3 separate regions of the Mus musculus genome follow, and regions 1 and 2 are each linked to region 3. A link is a contact called in ENCODE Hi-C or POLR2A ChIA-PET data. All regions are on one chromosome and are shown on one strand. Each heading gives the region's core, a stretch centred on a gene start or an enhancer-like site at or near the end of the contact. The rest is flanking DNA. Distances are from core to core; before and after follow the strand shown.

What was found. Hi-C counts contacts between places; a loop is a spot of excess contacts on that map. ChIA-PET counts read pairs that join two places held with the same protein, here RNA polymerase II (POLR2A).
Region 1: a map of v-Abl transformed pro-B cells shows a loop between it and region 3 (2.1-fold over the local background). The contact joins two enhancer-like sites. A Hi-C loop is called at or near these places in 1 of 37 maps with a recorded cell type or tissue (v-Abl transformed pro-B cells). POLR2A ChIA-PET finds 5 or more read pairs at or near these places in 1 of 5 experiments (embryonic stem cell).
Region 2: a map of v-Abl transformed pro-B cells shows a loop between it and region 3 (2.0-fold over the local background). The contact joins two enhancer-like sites. A Hi-C loop is called at or near these places in 5 of 37 maps with a recorded cell type or tissue (T-helper 1 cell, T-helper 17 cell, heart and 1 more). POLR2A ChIA-PET finds 5 or more read pairs at or near these places in 1 of 5 experiments (embryonic stem cell).

What each region holds. Positions count from the first base shown.
Region 1 is chr14:64,725,322-64,728,824 of GRCm38, forward strand. Kif13b (kinesin family member 13B) reads left to right here. Exons shown (of 40, transcript NM_001081177.2): 9 at 1,753-1,865; 10 at 2,892-3,003. Among named protein-coding and RNA genes, the nearest start is that of Gm26225, 27 kb to the right of the region's middle. Within about 2 kb of position 2,013, at least 1 of the 3 ENCODE cell types and tissues checked has a DNase peak (open chromatin) inside an H3K27ac peak, as active enhancers do.
Region 2 is chr14:64,637,975-64,641,301 of GRCm38, forward strand. Gm36924 (a long non-coding RNA gene) reads left to right here. Exons shown (of 3, transcript XR_383509.2): 3 at 26-211. Among named protein-coding and RNA genes, the nearest start is that of Kif13b, 13 kb to the right of the region's middle. Within about 2 kb of position 1,822, at least 1 of the 3 ENCODE cell types and tissues checked has a DNase peak (open chromatin) inside an H3K27ac peak, as active enhancers do; it is heart, where a contact is called at or near this core.
Region 3 is chr14:64,687,269-64,690,430 of GRCm38, forward strand. All of the region lies in intron 2 of Kif13b (kinesin family member 13B), which reads left to right. Among named protein-coding and RNA genes, the nearest start is that of Kif13b, 36 kb to the left of the region's middle. Within about 2 kb of position 1,603, at least 2 of the 3 ENCODE cell types and tissues checked have a DNase peak (open chromatin) inside an H3K27ac peak, as active enhancers do; they include heart, where a contact is called at or near this core.

The DNA.
Region 1 (3,503 bases), core at 763-3,262, 38 kb after region 3:
GAAAACTTAGATTTCATGACTTCCCTGATGGCAGAAAAAAGGCCAAGGAAGACACTTCACTTCTGCTTTCCAGTCTTTAGCAAGAGGGTCTAAAGGAGCTATAGTCCTATCCTGCGGCCTGGCTGCAAGGGAGTCTTGGACTAGACGTAGTTCCCACTCTCCAGCAAGAGGACAGTGAATTACACAAGCTGCTTGACCTGGCCCAGCCACAGCAGCTGTGCACTTTACACCCAGATGGCTGCTTTCAGCGGAGACACCTTTGCCGGTATCCCTGCTGCTAAACAGCCAAGAGGTCAAGGAGCAGCTTGTGTTGGGGAAGAATGCAATGCTGTAACAACCATTGAACGTGTAGAGCACCCTTTGAGCGTTTGGTTGGAACCTTGTGAAGCTGCTGAGGCCTTTGGCACGTTGAACATCTGCTGGTAGCTCACGTGTTTCTCTTCTCTCCTCTCCTCTCCCCTCCCCTCCCCTCCTCTCCTTTCCCCTCCCCTCCCCTCCCCTCCCCTCCCCTCTCTCTTCATGTGAAGATTGATTTCTGATGTCCATCCCTCAGGACCTCAGTCTCAATTATGTCAGGCAGAAGTAACGTGGCGAGGTGCTCCATGCTAGCAGGCTTCTCCTTTGCTGAAAAATAATTTTTTTCCTCCACATCAAGATCAATGTCAAAAACAAAAAGTTCTCTTGTTGATTTCCTTTTTAGAGTAAAGCAAAACAAAACACATAACATACTAAAGACTTTCTTTTCTTTTATTATTATTATTTTAATTTCTTTAATGTATCTGAGTAAACTATAGTTCTCTCCATGAACACCAGAAGAGAGCGTCAGATCCCATTACAGATGGTTGTGAGCCACCATGTGGTTGCTGGGAATTGAACTCAGGACCTCTGGAAGAGCAGCCAGTGCTCTTGATTGCCGAGCCATCTCTCCAGTCCGGACTTTGTTTTTGTTTTTAAATCATAAGTATTTTTGATCTGGGAAGCAAAATATCCCTTTGTAATGTTTATGGAAATGTATAAATGTACTTTTGCAGTGCTGAGAGCAGAACCCAGGGCCTTCTGTACGCCAGATAAACATTCTGCCAAGAGCTACTTTCCCAGCCGAGGAGAACAGATTTTAAAGGAAAGTTTCCACAGTGCTTGCATCCATAGCCTCTGACATCGCTGTCTTATGTTCTGTTTTGCTGATGAGGTAAAGCATGAAGCACGTCACATGCTTGATCTGGTGGAAGAAGACACCACTGTCTATCAGAGACCACAGCTAATGTGGAAAAGTTAAGCTGATCAGCTGAATAAGATAAAAGTGTTTAGAAAATGTTTTTGACTTTTTGAACAAATTTGTCACACAAAAGTCAGATTCTTTGTTTTTGTTTTTAATATTAGCCAAGAATGTAAGTATTTTGTCTTGGGCCAGTATTTATGAAATTTTAAGCATAGTTTCAAATCATGAAACTTTTTATTTTATAAGCACTTTTGTTTATATCTCTGAAAACTCTACCTATCTCTCCAAAATGTTGCATTTTATAGCATTTTTCCTGAGGTCATCATCTTCCTTGTTTGCTCACTACTTGGTTAGCAAATTGTGTAAGTTTTGTGCTAGGTGGTAGTTTCTGCAGTGTTTACTGCCAGCACAAAATAATTTTGCAGTAATGACAGATAGCTTTGCAAAGGCCGGAGACAATAAGCCATTCGAGGGAGTCAGCCTGTTCTCAGCACTCATTAGCCTTTTGTAGCATGTGTTGGTTTTCTCTGCAGACATCTGGAGAGAAAGTGGGCAAGCTGAGCTTAGTGGATTTAGCTGGCAGTGAACGAGCCACGAAAACCGGAGCTGCGGGCGACAGGCTGAAGGAGGGCAGCAACATCAACAAGTAAGTGTTCCAGGATCACATTCTTGAGTCACTCTATGGGGCTGATAGAAAAACAGGGGAACATCTGGGCTTACGGAGTAAGATGATTCTGGAACGATTGAGGCAATGATGAGTAAGCAGTTTGGATATTTTTTCTAGTGTTTTCTATGGCCTAAGCTCATTTTCTCATCTGTGGAGTTGTTTGATGTAACTGGCAAGCACAGCCCTCAGTCAAGTCAGGACTTCTCAACAATGGCCCTATTGACATTGGGCTTAAATGACTCCTTTTCCTGTGGGTGAAGGATGTTGCGGAATGTTTGATAGAACCCCTGGTGTCCGCTCACTAAGTGATCCACTGACTCTCTTTTGACCCCCAGTTGTGACAACCTAGTCTCATCCTTGTGACTTGCTGTTATCCATGGAGCATACTCATCCTCCACTGGCTCTCGGCTGTGTGAATAGACACTGTGCCAGCTACATTGGGCTGTCCCTTTTAGTCTGCTGTTGTATTTGTCAGTATCTCAGAACCCAAACTTTATGAAGTAGTGTTCCATTTGCCAGCTCCATCACATAGTTTTCCCTCAGGCTAAATCATTACCTCTTCATGGGTTCAAGTCTTCCCTTTCTTCAGGGCTCCTAGAGATATGAGGTGAGACATTAGCCAGCAGGTGGGAACTATGGAACACTTCTTTAGCACTAGGGTATGCAGATGTCAGCTTGTTATCACTTTTGCTCTAATCAGTATTTTACCCTGGACACCCTTCTTGAAGGTGTCTGTTGGTTATATTATTATCTTCATCCTAGTTTTCCAGGTCACATATTTTATCTGCAAAAATGAAAAATAAACAGTGCTAAGTGTTTTTATTGTCTCAAGTAGCTCAGATGGACAGTAGCCTTTGGGGGCTCGGTCTTCAGATCAGACAGCAAAGTGCTGACCACAGCACTCATTACATGCAGCCAAGGGCACCTTGCTGCTGTCCATCCTTGCAACTAATGTGACATTCGATATTTTCTGGCTTAGATAATTGTGCTTTTTGTTCCATGCAGGTCCCTCACAACCCTGGGTCTGGTTATCTCTGCCCTAGCTGATCAGGGTGCTGGCAAAAACAAAAATAAATTTGTTCCCTATCGGGACTCAGTTCTCACATGGCTGCTCAAGGTGAGTCATTTTCTTTGTCCTTTGTTAGTGTTTTAGTTAGTGATCCTTTTGCTTCAACAAAACACCATGACCAAAAAGCACGTTGGGGAGGAAAGGGTTGATTCAGCTTATACTTCCATATTGCTGTTCATCAACAAAGGATGTCAGGACAGCAACTCACACAGGGCAGGAACCCGGAGACAGGAGCTGACTCAGAAGCTTTATAGGGGTGCTGCTTACTGAGTGGCTCCTTATAGCTTGCTCAGCTTACTGTCTTATAGAGCTCAGGACATCCAGCCTAGGCATGCCACTGCCCATAGTGTGCTGAGCCCTCTTCCATCAATCACTAATTGAAAACTGCCTAAGAGCTGGATCTCAGGGAGATTTCCTCAACTGAGGCTCTTTTCAATGATGACTCTTGCTTGTATCACGTTGACACAAAACCAGCCAGTTTTTAGCATTTTTCAGTGGCAGAAAGGAAGAACAAACAGTAGGTTAGTCTCTTCCAGGGACCTTGTCTC
Region 2 (3,327 bases), core at 572-3,071, 49 kb before region 3:
ATGCCATTTTCAATTTGTTCTGCAGGAGTCGCTTTCACACAGTGAAAGAGAAAAGTCTGTGCTGGTCAGATGACTCGGTGGATAAAGATGTTTGTTACCAACCCTGATGACCTGAGTTCCACCCTGAAGCCCCACGTAGTAGGAGACAACTGAGAGCCTCTGACTTCCACATGCATGCACTTTGCAGTAAGTATGCAACACCCCACCCTACCAATGAGAGAATGGATGAATAAATAAATAAATAAATAAATAATCACATGTTTTGTTTTGGAAATAGGGGTTACAATGTAGCCCAGCTGGCCCCAAACTGGCAAAGATCCACCAGTCTCTGCCTCCCAAGTGCTGAGATTAAAGTGAGCCATTCTCTGTTCATTGCTAGCTGTGGCATTGGGTGAGCTAGCCCTGGCAGTGCTGAAGAGCTTGCCCTGGTTGTGTGGGTGTGAGAGGCTGGCCGGTTGACTAGTTCAGCTACTACTTAGGCCCAGATCCAGGGCTTTGAGTTGGCCCACCCCAACATCTACCCCATCTATGAACTGCTGGAGCATGTCAAAGAGCCAGTCCTACAGATTCAAAGCTGCAAGATCTCTATGACACAGGGCAACAACATATCTGAGAGGAGTCCCAGTGAGGAACCAATATTGATGGGGTAGCAGAAGCCAGGGGCTTCAAATCAGATCAATGAGTCACTGCAATGAACATTTGCAAATGAAGAAGTGTGGACAAGAGGGTATACTGCGGGACACACTGTGACACACTACAGCTTCCACAACGAGATTTTTTTTTTCCTTTGGGGAGGCAGGTTGCAAGGGGGAAGGGTGCGTATGAAGGGACAGATTGATGAATGGGATTGGGGTATGTCTTAGTTACGGTTTTACTGCTGTGAACAGACACCATGATCAAGGCAAGTCTTATAAAAAAACATTTAATTGGGGCTGGCTTACAGGTTCAGAGGTTCAGTCCATTATCATCAAGGTGGGAGCATGGCAGTATCCAGGCAGGCATGGCACAGGCAGAGCTGAGAGTTCTATGTCTTCATCCAAAGGCTGCTAGTGGAAGACTGACTTCTAGGCAACTGGGGTGAGAGTCTTAAACCCACACCCATGGTGACACACCTACTCCAACCAGGCCACACCTATTCCAACAAGGCCACACCTCCAAATGGTGCCACTCCCTGGTCCAAGAATATACAAACCATCACAGGGTACATGATCCAAAATTCACAAAGAATCAATAAAAAGTTAAATAGAAGGAGAAGAAGGAGGAAGAGGAGGAGGAAGAGAAGAAGAAGAAGAAGAAGAAGAAGAAGAAGAAGAAGAAGAAGAAGAAGAAGAAAGAAAGAAAGAAAGAAAGAAAGAAAGAAAGAAAGAAAGAAAGAAAGATGCTATGCTTGATTCAAATAAATAAAAGTAATTTAAAAATAAAATAAGTAATGCCCGGTCTCTATCTGTTCCTGAGTTGAGTCCTTGCTCTCCCAACACAGACGACTCTGGGCGAGTTCCTCAAAACTCAATGTATCCATGAAGATTTCTTTGCTTGAGATTCACTTGTATTTTTTCTCTAGTTTTCTACACATGCCTCGTGTTTGCCTAGACTAGCGATTCCTGGTTAACTCGGTCTCTCTTTCTGAGGAGACCTTGTTCCTTCCCATGAAGACGCAGGACATGGAAGATGCAGGGTGTGAGCAGAACACAGCTGTGCCTCTGTTTCTGGCCTGCCTCAGCTGCCTGGGAATGAGTCATGGGCGGCCCTGGGAGGTTCCCTGGCTCCTGGCTTTCTGGTAGGAAGAACAGCTTGCAGGCTGCAGCCCAGCTGAAACCAGTCTCCCTTCTTGCGTGGCACAGACAGACGAACCCTGTGACACTTCCTGTGTGTGACTATTACACAGCCCCTTGGCCTCAGCTGTCTTGGTTTTTTTTCTTTAACTGTTTCATGTCCCCTGGTTAGAAAACTTTGCCGTTAAGTGGCTTCTGTCCTGGTCTGGGCATTTTCCCTGTCTTCCCTTTGCTTTGAACCAAGGAAGGCTCTGGAACCCCACCCTCAAGCTTCCTGACTGCACCTATTCCATCAAGGTGACTCAGAGTGGATTTTTTTTTCTTCCTCCTAAGTTCAGGCCTCACCCCTACCCACCAGCCACCAAAGGTGACACAGTCCTGGGAAAACAAGCTCTTAATTACTGGCCCAGTATCATGGGAAAGATTCTACGGGCTTCCTTTTAGAGGCATAATTATCTTGAAACAACAACAACAACAACACTTTATTTTCTATATTTTGAAACAGGATCTTGCTTCATGGCCCAGGCTGGCCTTAAACTTCTGTTCTTCTACCTCTATCTCTTAAGTATGAGGATGATCAATGTGTCAGAGCCAAGCCTGGTTTTATTTGATACTGAGATCCAATCCAGGGTTTTGAGTGCACTAGGCAAGCACTGTCGGTTGAGCACCCCCAGTCCCAATCTTCTAAACGTCTGGTTTTGCTTGTTGGTTGGTTGGGTTTTTTGTTTTTCCTTTCCTTTCCTTTCCTTTCCTTTCCTTTCCTTTCCTTTCCTTTCCTTTCCTGGGCCTCACACCTAAGGCTTCACTTATGCTAAGCACGTATTGTGTCGCTGAGCTGTACCCCTACTCCCTTTACATTTATTTATTGTGTGTGTGGGGGGGAGGCACTTGCACGCCACAGATTGATGGTAGAGGTCAGAGAACAATTTACAGAAGTCAGTTCTTTTCTTCCCACTGTGTGGGTTCCAGGGGTCAAACTCAGGTCATCGGGCTTGGCAGCAAGTGCTTTTATCCACTGAGCCACCTTATTCTAGAATGTAGAACACAACATGTTTGTTTTGTGGTTCTTGATTGAGAAAAAAAAAAAAAACCTTTGCATTGATTAGTTATATATGTAACCAGTATTGACTAGAGTGACTATGCTTGTCTAAAAATGTCAGTAGTGGATCCAGGGGTGAAATCATCAATAGGGATTCCTCTCTGACATCAGCCTGCCCCCCCCCCCTCTCTCTCCAGGGTTTCTCTGTATAGCCCTGGCTGTCCTGAAGCATACTTTAGGCCAGGCTGGCCTCAAACTCAGAGATCTGCCTGCTTTTGCCTTCCGATTTGCTGGGGTTAAAGGTGTGCACCACCACAGTTGGAGTATTCATTCAGAATTTTGCCATTTTCTTCCTCTCTCCACCATTGACTTTTTTCTTTGGTGGTCAGGATTGACCCAGTTTCAAGGGGTTTGGCCTCTTATTCAAGGTATTGAAATAAAAGCTCAGGACAATTTTTTCAAAAGGATTAAGAAAACTTTAAAGCAGCCGGGCGTAATCCCAGCACTTGGGAGGCA
Region 3 (3,162 bases), core at 353-2,852:
GTTTTATGTGGGTTCTGGGCATCAAACTGAGGTTCTCATGTTTGCAAGGCTTGCATTTACTTAATGAGCCCTATCTCCAGCCTCAAACTATGATATTTCTGAAGGTCCTGGCAGTGTTCACCAAAGCGTGTTGAATGAGCAGTTCTGGGCATTTACTGCAGTGTCTTGGGGCAGTGGGCAAAGATTCCCTGCTCTTGAGCCTTCTGACTCTTGCTTACAGAGAGGTGTATGGGGTCAGAAAAACTTGAAAGGGGATTTTGGTGTGATTGTAGATTTTTAAAAAGGGGAGTTAGAATGAGATTCACATGCTGCAGAGTAAGGGAGTCATGTGGGTTATATGAAGTCCTTCTTTCTTTCAGTTTTATAAAGAAGACAGCAATGGGAGAAACTGAGCATACCCCAGTCCTGGAAAACCAATATTCTGCTGTTGTCAAGATGGACTGATGTGATTATATATGTATCAAAAAGAGTTATTTAACAAAAACTTAAAAGCATTCCTAAATTAAAAGACAGATCACTGTAAAATTTTGAATGCCATCAGAATATGATCACTGTGTACATGTTTGATACTATTTATGATAGCCATTATACTTTCTTTTTAAAAACAATTACTTTATGTGAGTACACTGTAGCTGTCTTCAGACACACCAGAAGAGGGCATCGGATCCCATTACAGATGGTTGTGAACCACACTATGTGATTGTTGGGATTTGAACTCAGGACCTCTGGAAGAGCAGTCAGTGCTTTTAACCACTGAGCCACCTCTCCAGCCCTAAGTCTAATTTCTTTAATTTCAACTTTTTATTTCATGTGTATGAATGTTTTGCCTGCATATGCGTTACTGTACCATGTGTATACCTGGTGCCCCTGGAGGGCAGTGAGGGCATTTGGAGCCTCTGGAACTGGCGTTACAGATAGTTGTGAGAGAGCCACCATGTGGTGCTGCTGGCAGCTAAACCCAGGGCCTCTGCCGGAGTGGGAGCGGGAGCAAACAGCCAGTGTTCTTAACTGCTCAACCAATTTTACAGTTCCATCCTTTTGTTTGTTTTGATTTTTTTTTTTTTTTTCCTAAGACAGGGTTTCTCTGTGTAGCCCTGGCTGTCCTGGAATTTGCTCTGTAGACCAGGCTGGCCTCCAGCTCTGCTGTTCATATGCCTCTGTTCCCAAGTGCTGGGGTTAAAGAATGTGTCACCACTGACTGGTTCTAATTTTATGTTTTTTAAGAGCAGATTTTATTTTACTTTTGTGGTGCTGGGTCTATCACTAAGCTATTCTCAGCCTTCAGTGTCGTCTAGGAAAACCCTTCTGGCTGAAAATCCCCACTCTGAGTACAAGATGTATAGTGGCTGAGCCTGTGTGCATTCTTCATCCATTTTTGTCTAGTAGGGTACTGGGCCAGATATACTTCAGTGCTGAATAGGACTTTGGGCCTTGCCATTTCCAGAAGCCTCACATGCATCTTCAGACTCACTTGTATCAGACACCTTGCTGCTGCTTCAGATCCTCGGTCTTACTCTCCTCGGAGCCTTTGATCACCTTTCAGCCCTGGCTGCTGCCAACTCAGCCTGAACTCTATCCAGACTCACTGAGAAACAGTCACACACTTTCTTGTGCCCCCTTCCCCCTCCTCCTGCTATGCTCAGCTTGCAGAAGATTCAGTTTGAGGTAGCCTGTCTGTGTGCCAGGTCTTCTGCTCATGCCTCACGGGCCGTTGGTTTAGCTTCCTGTTTACCCTTGGCCTCCTAGGACTTGGTACTGATCATTACAGAGAACAAACTTTATAGGAAGAGGTTGGGCCTATTCTTCCTAGAGTGGCTTAACCCCCAAAGCACTGGAAAGACAAGGATTGAGGCAGTGCTGCTAGAGTTTAGTAGCTTTTAGCTACTCTTAGCTCTTAGCTGTGGGATGGGAAGAGACAGTGTTGATTGATAAAGAGTAGAGCTTAGACTCTGGGGCTTGCTACCATCTGAGTAAATCTGGAAGCTCATATTACCTCCTGGAGCAGCTTCAGCTGCTTTCTCTGTGAGGTGGAGGTGGTGGCTCTATGCAACACACGGACACTGCAGTGGGCATGGCCAGCTCTTCATGTAAGCACCTGGCTCATGATAATACTTAGTAAATGATAATTGGTATTGTATCCTGGTAGACTTATTTTTAATAATTTGTTAGACTGTGTTGTATTTTAAGAGACATGCTTTTTTGAACATGGTGTGTGCTAGGCAGTGAATAAGAATTTGTTGATTGGGTTGAACATATAGTAGCTACATCAGGTTTCTTTTTACTGACAGTATCACAAATGAGTTATATGTGTGTATTAATCTCCAGATGGCAGGATTGTGGGATTTCTCTGAAGAGCATCAACTGGCATAATGTTGCTCAGAATTGGTTACAGTTGCACAAAGAACTGTCATTCTCAAACTAGAAGGACTCTAGTCCTGATTAGAGGGCTTAGGAGCTGTCAGGAGTCTAATAGATAGGCAGTTCACAGTCCTTGGAAATGTAAGTGATGAATAAAGAATGTAAGTGTTGGATCTTCCATTGATGACAAGCAGCATTTATTTTATAGCTATTATTACTAGTTTTGTTTTTTTGAGACAGGGAATTCCTTAAGACTCCTGCTGCCTTAGCACCCTGAGTGCTAGGACAATAGGTACGTGTCTCCACTCATGTCCTGGGCTATTGATTGGCACCTAACTTTTTTGATCTTGGCAAGGTGCCTGGTAAGGGAAAGGTGAATATGCATCAATAGCTAAGAGTATTGTTTTCACTAATGTACTCAGTGACCCGTTTATTGTGTTTTAGGAGCATTGACCTGAAGAAGACAGTGGTTTTAGGCTTCATGGAGCTTGCTATTGCTAGCACAGTAGGATGTTTTAGACTCATCTAAGCCATGTGAACATTTATAGTGAAATATAGTAGCTTTCTATGACTAGACTTAGGCATAAGGGCATGTCTCCCTCCCAACCACTCCACCAGGAGCTAAGGTACAATATAACCTTGCTGAGTCCTGCACCATGCTTAGTAGCAGACCGCCACAGCATTAGTCATTCAGTGCTGTTGCTAGGGGCCAGTGAGGTCACATCTCTCAGACAAGTACCTGGCTGGAAAGTTTCTCTGGAGACACATGTAGCAGGTATTCTGACCAGATCAGAGTTCAGGTAG